2 separate regions of the Homo sapiens genome follow, and region 2 is linked to region 1. The links are chromatin loops, found by intact Hi-C in ENCODE. Cell type or tissue: endothelial cell of umbilical vein. All regions are shown on one strand.

The links. A loop is a pair of places that touch in the nucleus more often than their neighbours do. Peaks named below come from ENCODE experiments on the same cell type or tissue, not always from the same donor. Only the 100,000 strongest peaks of a DNase experiment are listed, where the experiment ranks them.
Region 2: a loop joins it to region 1, with 27 times the contacts of the local background. A loop is called at or near these places in 3 of 110 quality-filtered maps.

Annotation. Positions count from the first base shown.
Region 1 is chr2:240,229,806-240,237,805 of GRCh38, forward strand. No RefSeq gene overlaps it. Among named protein-coding and RNA genes, the nearest start is that of OTOS, 93 kb to the left of the region's middle. RefSeq lists silencers at 3,349-3,558, 3,909-3,958 and enhancers at 3,901-4,442, 5,689-6,189, 6,318-6,922. In endothelial cell of umbilical vein, a CTCF peak has its summit at 3,260 (motif pointing right); a DNase peak (open chromatin) is centred at 3,306.
Region 2 is chr2:240,836,234-240,844,233 of GRCh38, forward strand. No RefSeq gene overlaps it. Among named protein-coding and RNA genes, the nearest start is that of KIF1A, 20 kb to the left of the region's middle. RefSeq lists an enhancer at 2,960-3,460. In endothelial cell of umbilical vein, a CTCF peak has its summit at 4,460 (motif pointing left); a DNase peak (open chromatin) is centred at 4,408; H3K27me3 peaks cover 298 bases.

The DNA of each region.
Region 1 (8,000 bases):
CACCTAGACACATGATTGTGAAACTGCATGTGTCATACTCTGTAAATCATCTGCTCAGCTCCCACGCTAACCCTCTTTTAGCTTTTCCTCTCTATCTTTCCATCTCTATCTGAAATGCATGCTTCCTCAACTCCTTAGCAGTGAGGGTGCAGGCATGGGACATTGATTCTCCAGAATATTGCACCTGCCCATTTCTTGGATGCCAACGTGGGAAGTATCGGTGGCAGCTGCAGGTGGAGAGGCTGGGCCCTGTGACAACCTGACAGTAGAGGTGTGGCTTGTCACCAGTCTCAAAGGTACCAGTGCTAATGGCAAGGATGACAACAGGATGCCACTGCAATGGTTGGGTCGGATATTTTTTCAGACAAACATTTGGAATGATAAAGAATGGACTGTTCCCAGGGGACTTGAGGGGAAAATTGGCAAGGGTGTTGAAGACGATGGGGAAAGAGGCTGGGCTGCAAGAAAGCCATGGTGGAAGGGAACAGTCAGAAGACGCAGCCAGAGAACAGCGAGGCTGGGGGTCCCAGCAGAGGGGAGAGGTGCCTCAGCGATGGTCCAGGGAGGGAGAGCAGAAATGACAGAACAGTGAGTGTTGCTGGAGCGGAGGGGTCCGGCTGGTGTGCTGAGAGTTCCCAGGGAGAGCACCACCCTCTTTCAGAATGACAGGAGGAGTCAGATACAGAGGAAGACTAGGAGGGTCAGGATGTCTCTCAGGGTCTCAGGAGGGAAAGTGACACACAGATTGGAGGGGGAAGTGTGTCTTAGCAGATGGCCCTAGCTGCAAGGAAACAGCTGGCTTCATTCAACTGTGAAGAAGTGAAGAAGGGAAGGGGCCTGGGGGCAGGGAAGGTCTTCCCCATTCTGAATTCTGTGGAGTGAAAAACGGGCTTCGGTATAGCAGGAGCAGGGGATGAACTGCAGGGAAGGCAGTGTGTTTTCCACCGAAACTGCATCCCTGGGACATCCAGGGCTGCATGGAAGGAAGCCAAGCAGTAGGCCCAGCTCTGCTGGGGGTCCAGGGACTGGCTAAGGGGTCAGCAGATCTTCCACCAGGGGGAAGGGCAGGGGTGTCCACCAAAGGAACTGGCCCCAACTGGGTTGGCTGGACCTCCACGGAAACCTCCCTGGCTCTGACGCTAGAAAAGCTTTTAGTAAAAATAGACACCTACTACTTACTGGAAGAATAAAAGTCACGGTGCAGAGAGACTATGTTTTAATATGATGAATATCCCTTAACATAACACCCCACATTATACCTAACAGTGAACTCCAGGGAAATGGCCCTTAAAAATCAGAAATTAAAAACAGGTGTTTGCCAACTGCATTAAGATTGAACAGGCTGGGCCGGGCGCGGTGGCTCACACCTGTTATCCCAGCACTTTGGGAGGCCAAGGTGGGCGGATCACAAGGTCAGGAGATCGAGACCATCCTGGCCAACATGATGAAACCTCGTCTCTACTAAAAATATAAAAAATTAGCCGGGCTTGGTGGCAGGTGCCTGTAGTCCCAGCTACTCAGGAGGCTGAGGCAGGAGGATGGCATGAACCCAGGAGGCGGAGCTTGCAGTGAGCCGAGATCGTGCCATTGCACTCCAGCCTGGGCGACAAAGCGAGACTCTATCTCAAAAAACAACAACAACAACAAAAAGATTTAACAGGCCGGAGGATGTCGATGCCATGAGTCATGAACCCATCCTGCCTCTCACCCTGGCAACTGGCAACGGGACCTCCAAAAGCAGGAGGTAATGGCTTTGGCACCCAGAAACGCACAAGACAGAGAGCTATGGTTTCCCCAGTGTCTGGTCCTTGGAGGCTCCATGTGACCTAATTACACGCTGCCTTCCAAGCCTGATTGAGAGCAGAGGTGGTCAGGATGCTCAAAGCCCCTCCCAGACATTCTGTCCAGCCAGCAGCAGACCCACCAGTCCCCGCTCACCTATGCAGATGAGTGGCACTGTGCCACTTGCTCAGATGGAGCAGTCAGTAAGTAGCCAAGGGCATCTGGGTTGCAGACCTCAGTTTGAAAAAAAAAGGGAAGCAGGCGTTCGTCCAACATCACCCAGTACTGAAGACGCACCTTCCCTGTGCCAGGCATGGCCCTGGAGCTGAGCACGTCACTGACCAAAACAGACCAACAGTACCACCCTGGAGGGACTCATCTGTCTCCCAGGGAGTCGGCTTTGTTGGGGCCAGGAACCAGCCACCTTTGGGACCCTCCAGTGGCCAAGCCTGGAACCCTCTCTCAGGTGCCACCTGCCTGGGGACTGCGCAACAGTGCTGAGTGAAGGTGAAGCTTGGGAAGCCTCTCCCACAGGTGAGGCTATGTTGTTCTGCAAATCTACAAAGACAGATGACCAGGAGGGACCGCGGCAGGCAGCGCCTTCAGGCTGGGCGCAGACCCTTGAGTGTGAGCAGCAAGGAATCGACGGGAACAGACTGGGAGAAGGGCCCTGCACGCCCGCAGCTCTGCCCTGCACCTTCTGTTCAGAGATCACTTCTCATCAGGAGGCTGCGAAGGGAACTGGTGCTCCAGCTAAGGGTGGTCCCACAGGGTGACCTTGTCTGTCCTGAAACGGAAGCTGTTGTACTAGACTGGGTGCCACAGAATTTAACGTATACCCAATGGCCATACCCAGGCCTGCAGGTTTATGTCCCCGTGACTTTCAATATGCCCAGCTTGTCCTAGCTGCTTCACTAGGAAGTCCTGAGCCTCCGACAGGACACTTTCTGGGAGAATCACAGAGGCGTGTCTCTAGCGAGCGGCTTCCACTCTTTCTTCCAGACAGCCCGATTTCCCCACATGCACCTGGGCCTTGAGAACAGTCCCTGGAGGAGCATCCGACACTAGCAGGCCCAGGAGAACCACATCAGTCCCTCTCTTTGGGCAGCAGCCCTCCCCCTGCTGGGCTGGACTTCGCCCTCGTGGCACAGCGGGCAATTCTGAGCCAAAGCCAAAATGCCAGCTCCCAGCCTCCTAGGAAGGACGGGTCTGTGCGGAAGGCTCTGCGGCCGGCTCTGCCCCCAGGGCTCCCAGCAGCGGGCTCCCGAGGCCTGGCTTCTCCCGGAGGAGACCCCAGCTTCTCCAGCGTTCTTACATTTCTGTATTTCAGACCCAAATAGACCTTGTTCCAGGTTCTCAATGTCCTCCCCAGGGTGGGGCTGGTGGAGGCCTCCAGGTCCTGGGGTGTGTGTGGGCTGCTGGAGGGCAGGCCCGAGACCCAAAGGCGCGTCTCCCTCACCCGCCTCGCCGACACCAGGGGGCGCTGGAGCTCAGCAAAGGGCCCGGAGGCCGCTCTGAAACTCAGGCCTTAAAATACAGGCAGGATCAGCCTTTGGAGCCCTCCCTGCCGGCCGGGCCTGCCCGGCGCCCAGTCAGCGTGCTGCCGGGCCTGTGCCCCTGACGGACCTGGCACAAGGGGGCACCCAGGGGTCTGCAGCCGGATGATGCGAGCTCAGGCCTCCCCCACCTGGGGTGAGACGCCCCCATCCCATCAGCGCACCCCTGCAGCAGGGAAGCATAAGCCTGGCTGCGGCCCCGCCCACAGCACCTCTCTGGTCCAGCCCCGCCCACAGCACCTCCACCTCCAGCCCCGCCCACAGCACCTCCCCTCTCCAGCCCCACCCACGGCGCCTCCCTTCTCCGGCCCCGCCCACAGCACCTCCCCCACTTCAACCCCACCCACAGCACCTCCCTCCTCCCCGGCTGCAGCTCTCCCCTCAAGCCCCGCCCACAGCCCCACAGCACCTCCCCACAGCCCTGCCCACAACACCTCCCCCTCCAGCCCCACCCACAGCACCTCCACCTCAGACCCCGCCCACAGCACCTCCCGCCTCCAGCCCTGCCCATAATACCCCCCTCCTCTGACCCCGCCCACAGTGTCTCCCCCCTCTGGCCCACCCACAGTGCCTCCCCCTCCAGCTCCTCCCACAGCACTCCCTCCTCCGACCCTGCCCACAGCATCTACCCCTCCAACCCCGCCCACAGCACCTCCCTCCTCCGGCCCTGCCCACAGTGCCTCGCCCCTCCCGCCCCATCCACAGTGCCTCTTTCCTCTGGCCCCGCCCACAGCACCCTGATCCTCCAGCCCCACCCACAGTCCCCCCCTCCAACTCCGTGGCTGCAGCCCCGCCCTCAGCACCTCCCTCCTCGGGGGGTGCCGCAGGACCTGGGACGCACCTGATGTTTCTGGGGGGGAAGGGGCACCCTTCTGCAGTTTGCATTGGTCACCTTAACAGCGGGGCACTGTGGTCACAGATCAAGTCCTAAAGGAAAGTAAACCTCTGTTCAGTGGCCAGGGAGGAAACAGGTTGTGAGAAATAACGGAACATTCTTCAGACAGGACAACAATTCGGAGTCTTACACCATCCCAGGTTTTTTGACACGAGGGCTGTCCCCGCGTTGCTCTCCCTGGGCCTGTGGCACCCACTTGCTGGCTAAGGTTAGGACCCACCCTGGGGCGCCTGCCCAGCGGTGACTGTGTCCACAGCACTCTGGGTGGCACCTGCCCAGCTACTTCTGGTTGTGCCCTGGTCACACAGGCATGGTTGGGGCAGAGTGTGGCAGGTGCTGCCTGCACCAGAGCTCCCCATGTGCCAGGCTTGGTGCCCACGTGTGCTGGTGATGCTCTCACCTGGTCCTCAGTGCAGTGGAATGCGGGACACACTGTCACAGCCTCAATTTACAGCTGGGGAAGCTGAACCCCAGAGGAGTTTGGTGACCTATCCAAAGTCACACCGTCTGGAAGTGGCTGAGCCATCATCTACCAATGCCTGTGAGCTTGAGCTCACGTCTCCAAGAGGGTGCAAGCCTGGGTAAGCAGGGACTTGCTCAGCCTCCAAGGAAAACCCACACCTGCAGCAAATGGCTCCAGGTTCAGGCTGGCCCCCGACTCTGTGAAACCACAATGACCAGCCCTGGGATGTTAAGCTCTGGATCGGAAGAGGAGAGGTCAAGAGAGCAAAATCCTGCAAGCCATGAGCCGTGGGAAATGAGTGAGGTGCTGGTTATTACGGAATGTGCCCAGCCTGACGTGATCACACACAGACACAGGCCTCTGGGGGTGGTGCTCCCAGCTGACCTCTGCAGGATCTCTGCACCCTGAATGGCAGGTCCACGTATCATTGCTCTTGCATGTCCCTCACTACCCCAGGAAATGGCCACCAAATCCCCCAAATCACCCTGGACACCAACACTGAACACAGAATGCTTTTGGATTCCCTAAGGTACAAAGGAAATCTTGGTAACTTCTTTCCCCAGGTTGCCTTAGCTTTCAGGGTTTCCGTGAGCTGTGAGCTCACCTGTGCGTCCTGGCCAGCTGCAGAGCACTGCAAGACCTAAAAGGAGGGAGAAGAATGGGCTTGTGGGGCATGGCTGGGCTGCGGCTCTATATGCAGCAGTGAGGAGATTTCATCATGGCCTTGGGCTGCAGACCCCGGCTTCCTGGCATTTCTCATGCACCCTCCTGAGCCCCAGGTGCTGGGTTACATGTCAGTGTGGAGACTACACCCCGTGACCCAGGCACATGCCCTCGAAGGCTGGTTCTTGAGGGCCAGCTTTGGGAGGACAGGTGAGGGCTCAGGGGTGACAGAACACCTACCTGGGGTTCAACAGGCCACCCCCAGTCCTGGAGCCCCTGCTGCTGTCACCCCACCGGCCCAGGCCAAGGACTGCACTTCTCCTTGCAGTGGACCCCTATGAGCGTGCTGTGACCCCCTCACAAGGTCACCGTACCTGTCTGGCCCCAGCTGCAACCTGCCTGGGAGCAGGTCTAAAAACAGGCCCTGCTGCTGGGTGACTGGGCAACTGATCCGGGTTGGGGCGAGGGTGTGGCCGCCACCCGAGGCCGCCCTGTGTCTGGGCAGGTCTCAACTCTTCCTCTGATTCTCCCTCTGTCCCCGAGGAGCTCTCGGTCCCCGAGCCCGGTCAATACCTGAGCCAGGCATTCTTAACCTCCTGTGCACCGAGGCCCCATGGCAGGTAGTGAAAGTTAGGGACCCCTCATCAGAATAATGTTTTTAGGTGCATAAAATAAAATGCATAGAATCGCAAAGGAAACGCATTGCATTGAAATTGTTAGCACAGGTGAGAGCTGAGTTTTCCGCAGAGTGAGGTGCAGGCTCTTCTATCAACGCGTCACCTGGGGTGTACTCAGCAGTTTGAGCAGTGCTGGGCACCTCGCTGCCTGGGGATCCTGGCCACAGCTGCAGTGATGGGAAGACACTATGGCTTCTTCTGGAACCGAGTCACCTTCTTCCATGCTCACAATGGAAGGAGTACCATGTCAGCTTAGCTGAGCAATGGGACAGTTTCTCCCCATGCATGCTCAGGGGAGTGGCCACCCGGAACCTTCTCCCTCCAGCTCCCCTCCCTCATCCTTTGGGTGCACTGTGACCCTGAATCAGCTCTGTGGGGTGACTCCCAGCCCAGAACCCTCAGGCCCAGAACCCCCACCACCACGGGTGGTACACAACCAAGCTCCTTGGCCCCCCAAGAAGGTCTATGGGAATTGCCTGTTCCAGGTCTGCCTTCCAGGCTGGCCCTCACTGGCCTGGGACACCCATCGTCCTCCTGTTTGCACCTCTGCTCCTCCTGGGTAGACCGCATCCCTCCTCAGCCAGCATGTCTCTCCTGCCTCCTCCCCCAGTGACCTCCCCACCAGCAGCCATCCCCTCACCCCATCTCCCTAGGGACACCTCTCTCTAGCCATCCATCCCATTCGAGGCCTCATCCCCGCTCCCATCAGGGCCTCCTCCATCCCAGATCCCTGGGGACAGCAGGAGCCAGGACCTAGCGAAGGTTGTGTTGACCCTAGCGTTGGAAGAAGGCCTGCTTGGAGGGGGCTGGGTTAAGAAACAGGAGCTCCAAGTGGGCCTGGCTGTCCTTGGCCTGAAGGACTGCTGACAGGAAGCAGCTGGTTTCCAGTGACAGGCGGGCCGGGGGTGGTGGCACCTGTCATCATTTCTGCCCTGCCTGCTGAGCAGAGCTCAAGTGTCTGTGCCTGGGAGGGGCTGGGCCGGAATGAGCACTGCTCAAACCTGCAGCAGGGGGCCAAGGGGCTGCCCAGCCTCAGCCTGAAACTCCCAGAAAGCACTGAGCACAGAGGGTCCCTCCTGCCCCTCCCCTGCACCCCTGTGCCTCTGACAGTTCCCAGGCTCACTCCATCCAAAGGCCCCAGCCCCTGTGGAAAGACCCCTGGAAGCCCTCATGGACACCTGGTCGCAGAGACTGGTGCCCTCCCAGGCCTACTTGTCAGTCAGTCTCGGGCCCAGCTCCTGTCATCTCTGTCCCCTGCAGGACTCAGACCGCTGTGTGTATACATGTGGGGTGGGGTGGGGATTGGGGAAGGCTGGGGGGAGGGGGATTGGGCTGGATGTCCTTCCCTGTTTCCCATCAGAGAAGAGAATATTTTCTTATTTTCCCCTTCTGCTATTCCTTGTTTTAAGATAACTTTTTTTTTTGGAATTATTATTTTGTTCTTAGTGAGACTATATCTCACTAAAATTATGTACTCAAAATACTGTTTATTTTTTAAGTCACAGTCACATGAAGATTTCTTGGCACCAATTTGGTAAACAGTTAGGTTTACTTGTTCCTGCCAGTTTCCAATTTGTAGGGATTCCTTTCTTGTTCTTTAGGATTTGTTGTTGTTTTTTAGCAAAGCATCTACATGGTTCCAGAGGAGACATGAGCCATGTGAAGCTCAAGGTCAGCCCCAGAATTGGCCCCCCTTCCCCTCCCCCACCACCTTCTTTCCCCACCCCCACTGGAGGCCGTGTTTATTAGGTCGGGGTTTACCTGTTCACTGGTTATTTTATATGAGAAGCCCATGCATACCCATCTCCAAGCCGTTCTAGAAGCCTCTCTGACATGTCCTGCCTCTTACTGCATTTACACGACACTGCCTTTCACATCGCACGCACGGCTCCTTCTCACGACTTCCTGTTCCTACAACGCACTCCTTATGGGACTGACCAGGATTTAATCAAACAGTTGCCCTG
Region 2 (8,000 bases), 610 kb after region 1:
TGAAACCAGGAGGCAGAGCTTGCAGTGTGCCAAGATCGTGCCACTGCACTCCAGCCTGGGCGACAGAGCGAGACTCCGTCTCCAAAAAAAAAAAAAAAGAAAGAAAGAAAGAGATGTCAAGTGGAGAGAGGCTGAGACCCTCAGAGCTCCAGTGGGTGGGAAGAGGCCAGGATGTGAAGTCACGAGAGCCGGGAGGCCCCAGATGCTCAGGACCCCCAGGAGTCCTGGGTTCTATGAGCCTCGCCCTCCTCAGCCCCTGCCTTGGGGATTTGGACTCTGCGGGGCTGGGAGGAGGCCTAGGAGTCCGTCATTGCAGGATCACACCCCCATCCCTGCACAATCCCTAATCTCACATCAGAATCACTCAGAGGTAGGACCAGGGTCATGATCCCATTTCAGGAAGGAGTGAAAGAGGGGCTTTGCTGGGCCCCGGACTCAGAAACCAGAGCCCTGGGTGGGTGGGGCCCAGGCTGGGCAGCCCCCAGCCAACCAAGGGTAGGGACTGGTAGGGCCCCAAGTGAATGGGTCCCCGGGCTCTAGCCCGGGAGGCCCACCGGGGATCTGCACAGCGTGGGCAGCTCTGCCGGGATCTGCTTGTGGCGCACTGGACGGCCGGGTGCTGACTCAGTGTCTGGCCAGCAGCAACTGGGCTGGGGCCAGATCCCATCGCAGCGCAGCCGTGTCGGCAGGCAGCTGCTCCCGGACCAGGACCAGCTGCTCCTGGGGACCAGGACCAGAACGAAGTGTTAGCTGTTGACACGTCAGTCCAAGTCCCCTACCCCTCTGCTTTTGCTGCTCCCAGTCCCTCCAGTTTTCCCTCATCTGTTCATCCACAAAGACCCTGGAAGCCCTGAGCTTCCTCTGTGTCTGGAGCTGCAGCATGGCAGTGGGAAGGGCTGCCCCTCTGCAGGGCCGCTGTGCTGTGTGCTAGGTGGGGCTAATAGCTGGGGTCACCCCTGCTGCTCACCCTTAGCTGAGGAGGAGAGGAAGCAAATTGGGTGCTCCCCAGTGACTTGGGTCTGGATTCTGCTGTCAGCCTACACACAGAGCAGGAGGCTGGGGACTAGAGGTTCTCTGGGGACAGCATGTAGAGGACTTGACCACAGTGCTAGATGCTGGCAGGGACGGAACCGAGTAAGACACCATCCTCCCCAGGGCAACCTGCCATCTTTCTGATGACAGACACTTACACAAGTACAGGGAAGACAGGGACCTCACGCCATGGAGGAGCCCAGGGTGTGCGAGGTGGACTTCTCCCCTGTGCAGACCTACTCCTACCTCCTCAGCCTGTCCCTGCCCCTGTGTCCTGGGAGGGTGGCCTCTCCAGATTCTATTCTGGCTTCAGCCAGTAGGAGAGACTGCCAGGGCTGGAGAGCAGGAGGAGAGGGTAAGGAGGGAGGGGGCTGATACTCCTGGCCCCACCTTTTCAGATCACTCCAGACAGCCTGCCCTCTTGCTGAGGGCTTTAGTTTCTGAATGGCACTGTCCAGTTCCACCACTGGCTCCCTCCTCGTGCCCTCCAGCACTGGCAAAGACCCCAATGCCACCCACACCTCCCTTGGTGGGTCCCCAGCCCTGTCCACACCTGTGTAAGCAGCCTGTCACCAAGCTCTCTGCAGCTGTGCCCCTGGAGCATAGCAAGAGGTTTCCTGCCGGAACCCTCACTGGTACATGCGGGTCTTTCTCAAAAGCCCACGAGCATTGACATAACCAGGCAGAGAGCCCCTCAAAATACCAGTAAACAATTCAAAGAAGAAATTGTACAAGTTATTGTTCTCTGAGCCTAAGCGATAAAACAAAAAGTAAATAAGAAAAGTATGGTCAAGAAAAAAATGTCTAATGCCTTGGAAGTTAAAAAACTTACTAGGTTAAATGAAGAAATATAACTGAAGTTGCAATCTTTCTAGAAATGAATGAAAATGAGAATGCTCTTTATCAAAACCAAGGGGATGCAGCCGCTGTGCTGTGAGAGGGAAGTTCAAGCTTAAAGGCATTGATACGAATTCAGGAAAGGTTGGAAATGATTGGCCTCTATGTTCAACCTCAGAATCTAGACAATGAACATCAACAACACGATTCAACAGGGCAGGATAAAGGGATTAAGGCAAAACCCCAAGTCATGAAATAGAAAATAAACACAAATTAGACTTAGGAAAAAAAAGGATTGGTTCTTTGAAAATGACAAGAGGATATAACTATAGAAACAAAATATTTAAAATTAAATACATATACAAAAAGTGAAAATCTAAGTAACATCGATACAGCTGGGTGCAGTGGCTCACACCTGTAATCCTAGCACTTTGGGAGGCCGAGGAGGATGGATCACCTGAGGTGAAGAGTTCAAGACCAGCCTGGCCAACCTGGCCAAACCCCATCTCTACTAAAAATATAAAAATTAGCCAGGCGTGGTGGCACATGCCTGTAATCCCAGCTGCTCGGGAGGCTGAGGCAGAGAATCGCTTGAACTTGGGAGGCGGAGGTTGCAGTGAGCTGAGATTGTGCCATTGCACTCCAGCCTGGGCAACAGAGCAAGATTCTGACAAAAAAAAAAAAAGGTGCATAATGAGAAGAAAATTGAAGCAAGTCAAAGAGAAATTACTAGAGGAGTCTTACCTATGCTATGGCAAATCAACCTAACAACTTTAAGGCCATAATAATTAAAACAACTCAATATTGGCAAGGGAACCAACAAAAAGATAAATGATAGAGGTAGCACATGCTAAGGGCGGGATTTCAAACTAGTAGGGGAAAGGCTCAACCTTCTCAGCTGCACTTGGGTGAAGGATCTCTGGAGAGGGAAAGTCAGGAACCCTCCCTGCTCCATGCACAAGCCCAGTGGACTAAAACCTAACCTAAGAACAGAAACTCCGGAGCAAGTGGGTGAGTGGGTAAATCAGCGAGAACCAGCTCTTTCCCAATGCCTCACCCACATGGAGGCCCATGGCCAGGGTTGGCTTTGTCTGATGGATGCGGGACACCCTCGGCCAGCAGGGGCCCAGGCGCGGCTGGAGACTGGAGGCCAGCTGAGCAGAAAAGCCAGGCCCTGCAGCGAAGCCTGATCAGAGGCAGCTCCCCCTCCCCGAGCCTGCGTGCTGCAGATGGGTGCTGGCTGGTGACACCATCCCTGACCGTGCAGGGCAGCCATCGGCGGGGATAGCCCATGTGTGCATACGGTTGGATGACTCAGAGTCAGTCCCAAGCCGGAGGCCTCTCACCCACAGCTGAAGTTTGATGTTGGATCTGTGCCTCACCGCAGTGTGGCCTGGAGTTCCAGGATGCTAACATTCACGAGCCTATGCAGTGCCCCCATGGCACTTTCAGAGGAAGGCACTGAGGGTTGAGCTGGACACATCTCCTGATCCCAGGGCCCCTGCCTCCTCGTCTCCATCAGGGGTTCTCAGAGGCGGCTGGGCACCTGGTGCACCCGGGCTGGCCACCGTGTTGTTAAATGCACCCCAGAGTTCCTGGGGCTCAGCCTGAGTCGGAGCCGCTGGTCAGAATTACCTCCAGTGCCCCGCACTGTGAGGGGGAGTGTGGCTTCTGGGAAAAAAGAGGCGCCATCTGCATAGAGCAGCCCTCTCTCCCTCTCCCCTCGTCCCCTTCTGTGGTCCCAGCTCCTGTGCAGGTCACCAGAGAGTGACTTTCCCTGAAGCCCACACTGGCGGCTCCTACCCTGGTAAGGAGGGGGCACACCTGGGTCCGGTTCCCAGGTAGTGTCTACTCAATGCTAGCTGTGTGGCTCCGGGCAGGGCTCCCTCTCTCCAGCCTCAGTTTCCCCATCTGTAAACTGGAGAGTCTTTTAGAGGCCACAACCTCGGATGACCCTTCTGCCACTCAGGCTCCATCAAAGGGTCTGCAGTTCTGCTTCCATCCAAGGGAGCACAGCACGCAAGGGACTTAACTCAGACTCAAGGTCAGAAGATGACCTGCAGAAACAGAACCAGCAGCAGGAGCAGCTGAGATGGAAGCTTTCCTTAGATCTTGGCAGAAGAGAAGTTGACCTTGGAGGAAGGAGTTTGGGGATCAATTCCCTTTTCCTCTGTTATTCAAGAGGACGTGTGGGGAGCTAAGAGGCCAGTCCAGATGCCGCCAATGCCGCTGTGTGCAAAGCTGTCTCTGAGAGCAAACGTGGGGCTTGGTGGCCGTGAGCTGGCCACACTGAGCATCTCTTCCAGGCAAATTCTGTCTCCCCCAGCCCCAGGTGCAATCACTGGGCCATGACTGGAGAAATTGAGTGGGGAGGTGTGGAGAAGGCATCCTGGCAACAGCAGGGGCAGTCGTGACCCATGGAGGACACCCTGTGTGGACCCGTAAGGGGGAGCTGCAGACACCATGGACAGCGAGTTCCCTGGGCTGGTCAGCAGGGGACAAGGATCCCAGCAATCCATGGCCTGAGCTCACAGGCCTGGAGGGCTCCAAACAGCCTCCCCAGTGCCACCTGCTGGGAAAAAGAATTAGAACCAGGGATGCATCTAAAACTGACAGGAAAGGTTAGACAGGAGCTCCCAACAGGGCGAGTGTGCCTCGGGATCCACAGCCCAGGCCCCCTCCCCATGGGGGAGGCTGTCCCCACCCAGGCCCAGGTGCCCACAGAAGTGTGGCCTTCCCGGGAGGATCCAGCTGTCGCTGGGTGGCCAACACGCCTCTTCTCAGGGTGCCTGGACACATGCTCCTGAGGCATGCCCCCCTGGGCTGAGCACAGGGAGCCCCACCTCAAAGCTGAAGCCCCATCAGTGCAGCCACATAGGTGCCTGGGTCCAGCTGGCCTCATCTCCTCCAGGCCAGCCTCCCCAGCTGCTCTTCTCCGTTTACAGGAGGGACCCTTGGATAGGTCACTCCCTGTTCCATGCCTCTGTTTCCTCATCTGTAAACGGGAAATAACACAGAATTTCCTCAAGGGGCTGCAAGGACTGGCTGAGTTCTGTAAAATGTGGAGGACAGGGCACACCGATGGCTCATTCCCATGACTCCTGGGCTTCTAGGATGGACAGGAATCCAGCTTCCCAGCTGGGCTTCTGGTTTCGGCCCTTCCCTGATGGATCTGGCATGGGAGGGCCCACTTCCTTCCAGGATCTGCCTGTGGCCTGTGCTCCTGGTCGGGCCAGCAAGAATGAACTTATTCTCAGGGTCCCCCCATCTCCCAGCCTCCTTGCAGCCTCCTGGGCCACATCTGCAGTCTCAGGGACTCGAAGCCCTGCGGGGAGAGGTCAGCGGGAGGCCTGTGACCTCAGAACACCTCTCCACCCACAGGCACCAGATCTGGGGGCAGCCCAGGAGGGGCTAGGACATTCCTAGGGCCCTGAGGGATGTGGGCTGGGAGCTGGCCCTCAGGGCTACCAGGTGAAGGTCTGGGCTGGGCTTTGGGGAAAGGAATCCGGGGGTCTGTTCTGAGGAAGGGAGGTCTTTTGCCTGGGGTGACCCTTCATAGAGCACTCTCTCCTGTCCCACCAGGAATTAGGTGAGGCCTTAGGCTTCAAGCCTACTGGGGTTGTAAGGGAGAATGAAAATCTTTCCTTTCACCCTCTGAAGTTTCCCTGAAAAAATGAACCGACAGAAAGCAGATTAACAGGAGAAAAGGCATACAAATTTATTAATGTACACAGGAGTCAGGGAAATAGAACTCAAAGAGGCTGGGCACGGTGGCTCATGCCTGTAATCCTAGCACTTTGGGAGGCTGAGGTGGGTGGATGGCTTAAGCTCAGGAGTTTGAGACCAGCCTGGGTGAAACCCCATCTCTACCAAAAAAAAAAAAAAAAAATTAGCTGGGCTTGGTGGCACGTGCCTGTGGTCCCAGCTACTTGGGAGGCTGAAGTGGGAGGATCACTTGAGCCTGGGGGTTGGCGGCTACAGTGAGCTTAGATGGCGCCACTACACTCCAGCCTGGGTGATAGAGCAAGACCCCCTCTCAAAAAAAAAAAAAAGAACTCAAAGAAAGGCAGGATAGTTGCTGTTTTTATACCACCTTGAGATTTGTAAACCAAGAATAAAGTCCTAAGCCCTTTCAACCAACTGACTAGACCCCGTTATATATATAAAGTTTGGTGCCGCAAAAGGAATAGCACTCGAATATAAAATTTTATTTTTAATTCTCAGCAAGGTAAGTTACTGCTATAGAAGGATGTACCCTTAGAGATGGAGCAATGGTGAGCGCACACCTGGACAAGGGAGGGGAAGCGGGTCTTAACCCTGAAGGATGTGGCCCCTGCTGCTGTGTGGTTCCGCTACTGGCTAGGGTTAGACCGCACAGGCTAAACTAATTCTGACCGGCTAATTTAAAAGGAGTGATGGGGTGAGTGCTTTGGCGGGAAAAATGGTTATGACAGAGCAGGTAATCAGAATGAGTCGGGGGGAGCAGGTGATCGGAATGAGTCAGGGTGGAATAGGTAATCAGAATGAGTCGGGGGGAGCAGGTGATCGGAATGAGTCTGGGTGAAGTAGGTAATCAGAATGAGTCGGGGGAGCAGGTGATCGGAATGAGTCAGGGGGAGCAGGTAATCAGAATGAGTCGGGGGAGCAGGTGATCGGAATGAGTCTGGGTGAAGTAGGTAATCAGAATGAGTCGGGGGAGCAGGTGATCGGAATGAGTCAGGGTGGAGTAGGTAATCAGAATGAGTCGGGGGGAGCAGGTGATCGGAATGAGTCTGGGTGAAGTAGGTAATCAGAATGAGTCGGGGGAGCAGGTAATCAGAATGAGTCAGGGTGGAGTAGGTAATCAGAATGAGTCGGGGGGAGCAGGTGATCGGAATGAGTCTGGGTGAAGTAGGTAATCAGAATGAGTCGGGGGAGCAGGTGATTGGAATGAGTCAGGGGGAGCAGGTGATCGGAATGAGTCAGGGGGAGCAGGTGATCGGAATGAGTCTGGGTGAAGTAGGTAATCAGAATGAGTCGGGGGAGCAGGTGATTGGAATGAGTCAGGGGGAGCAGGTGATCGGAATGAGTCAGGGGGAGCAGGTAATCAGAATGAGTCGGGGGAGCAGGTGATCGGAATGAGTCTGGGTGAAGTAGGTAATCAGAATGAGTCGGGGGAGCAGGTGATCGGAATGAGTCAGGGTGGAGTAGGTAATCAGAATGAGTCGGGGGGAGCAGGTGATCGGAATGAGTCTGGGTGAAGTAGGTAATCAGAATGAGTCGGGGGAGCAGGTGATTGGAATGAGTCAGGGGGAGCAGGTGATCGGAATGAGTCGGGGGGAGCAGGTGATCGGAATGAGTCTGGGTGAAGTAGGTAATCAGAATGAGTCGGGGGAGCAGGTGATGGGAATGAGTCAGGGGGAGCAGGTGATCGGAATGAGTCTGGGTGAAGTAGGTAATTGAAAATGTTGCTTTATGAGGAAGTTAAGTTTAACAGTAGAAGGCAAAGAATTGAACATACTGACATATTGATTCTTTGACTAGAAATTTAGAACTTATATCTAACAACCCCCTCTTGACCAAGGAGACTCCACTGAAACCTGAAAAGCTGAATTCCCAGCCATGACAGGAAGTGGGGTCAGACATACCTCCTTATTCTCCCTCCGTTTTGGGATTTAGGCACAGCTGAGCAGCACTAACCTTAAAGTAGAGATCATGAGAGTGATAGAGCAGACTCCTTGTGGCAATAAGACACCAAATTCCAGCTTGACTCTGGTGTAACCTCACACGACAGATGGCAGACCCTGAAGGAAATAAAAGTATTTTACTCCAAACTATATTTCTTTGACATATTTTGAGATGGCCCTGCAAAGCCATCTTTTGTGGGGGAAATTTGCATCTGTAGAGAATCTCCATTAATGCAGCCAGGCCTTCCTTTCTAGTCCTTTCCCGGATCTAAGGGAGATTAAATGAGGGTCTGACACTTTCAAAGTCTGAAAACAGACATTCACCTTCTATTCTCTCTGAAGACTGCGACCTGGGAGGCTTCAACTGCATAACAAGAACCGTGCTCTCCACAACCCCCTTATCTTAACCCAAGCCTTTCTTTCTACTGACTTCAAGTCTTTAAACAAAGTCTAGCTCTTTCAACC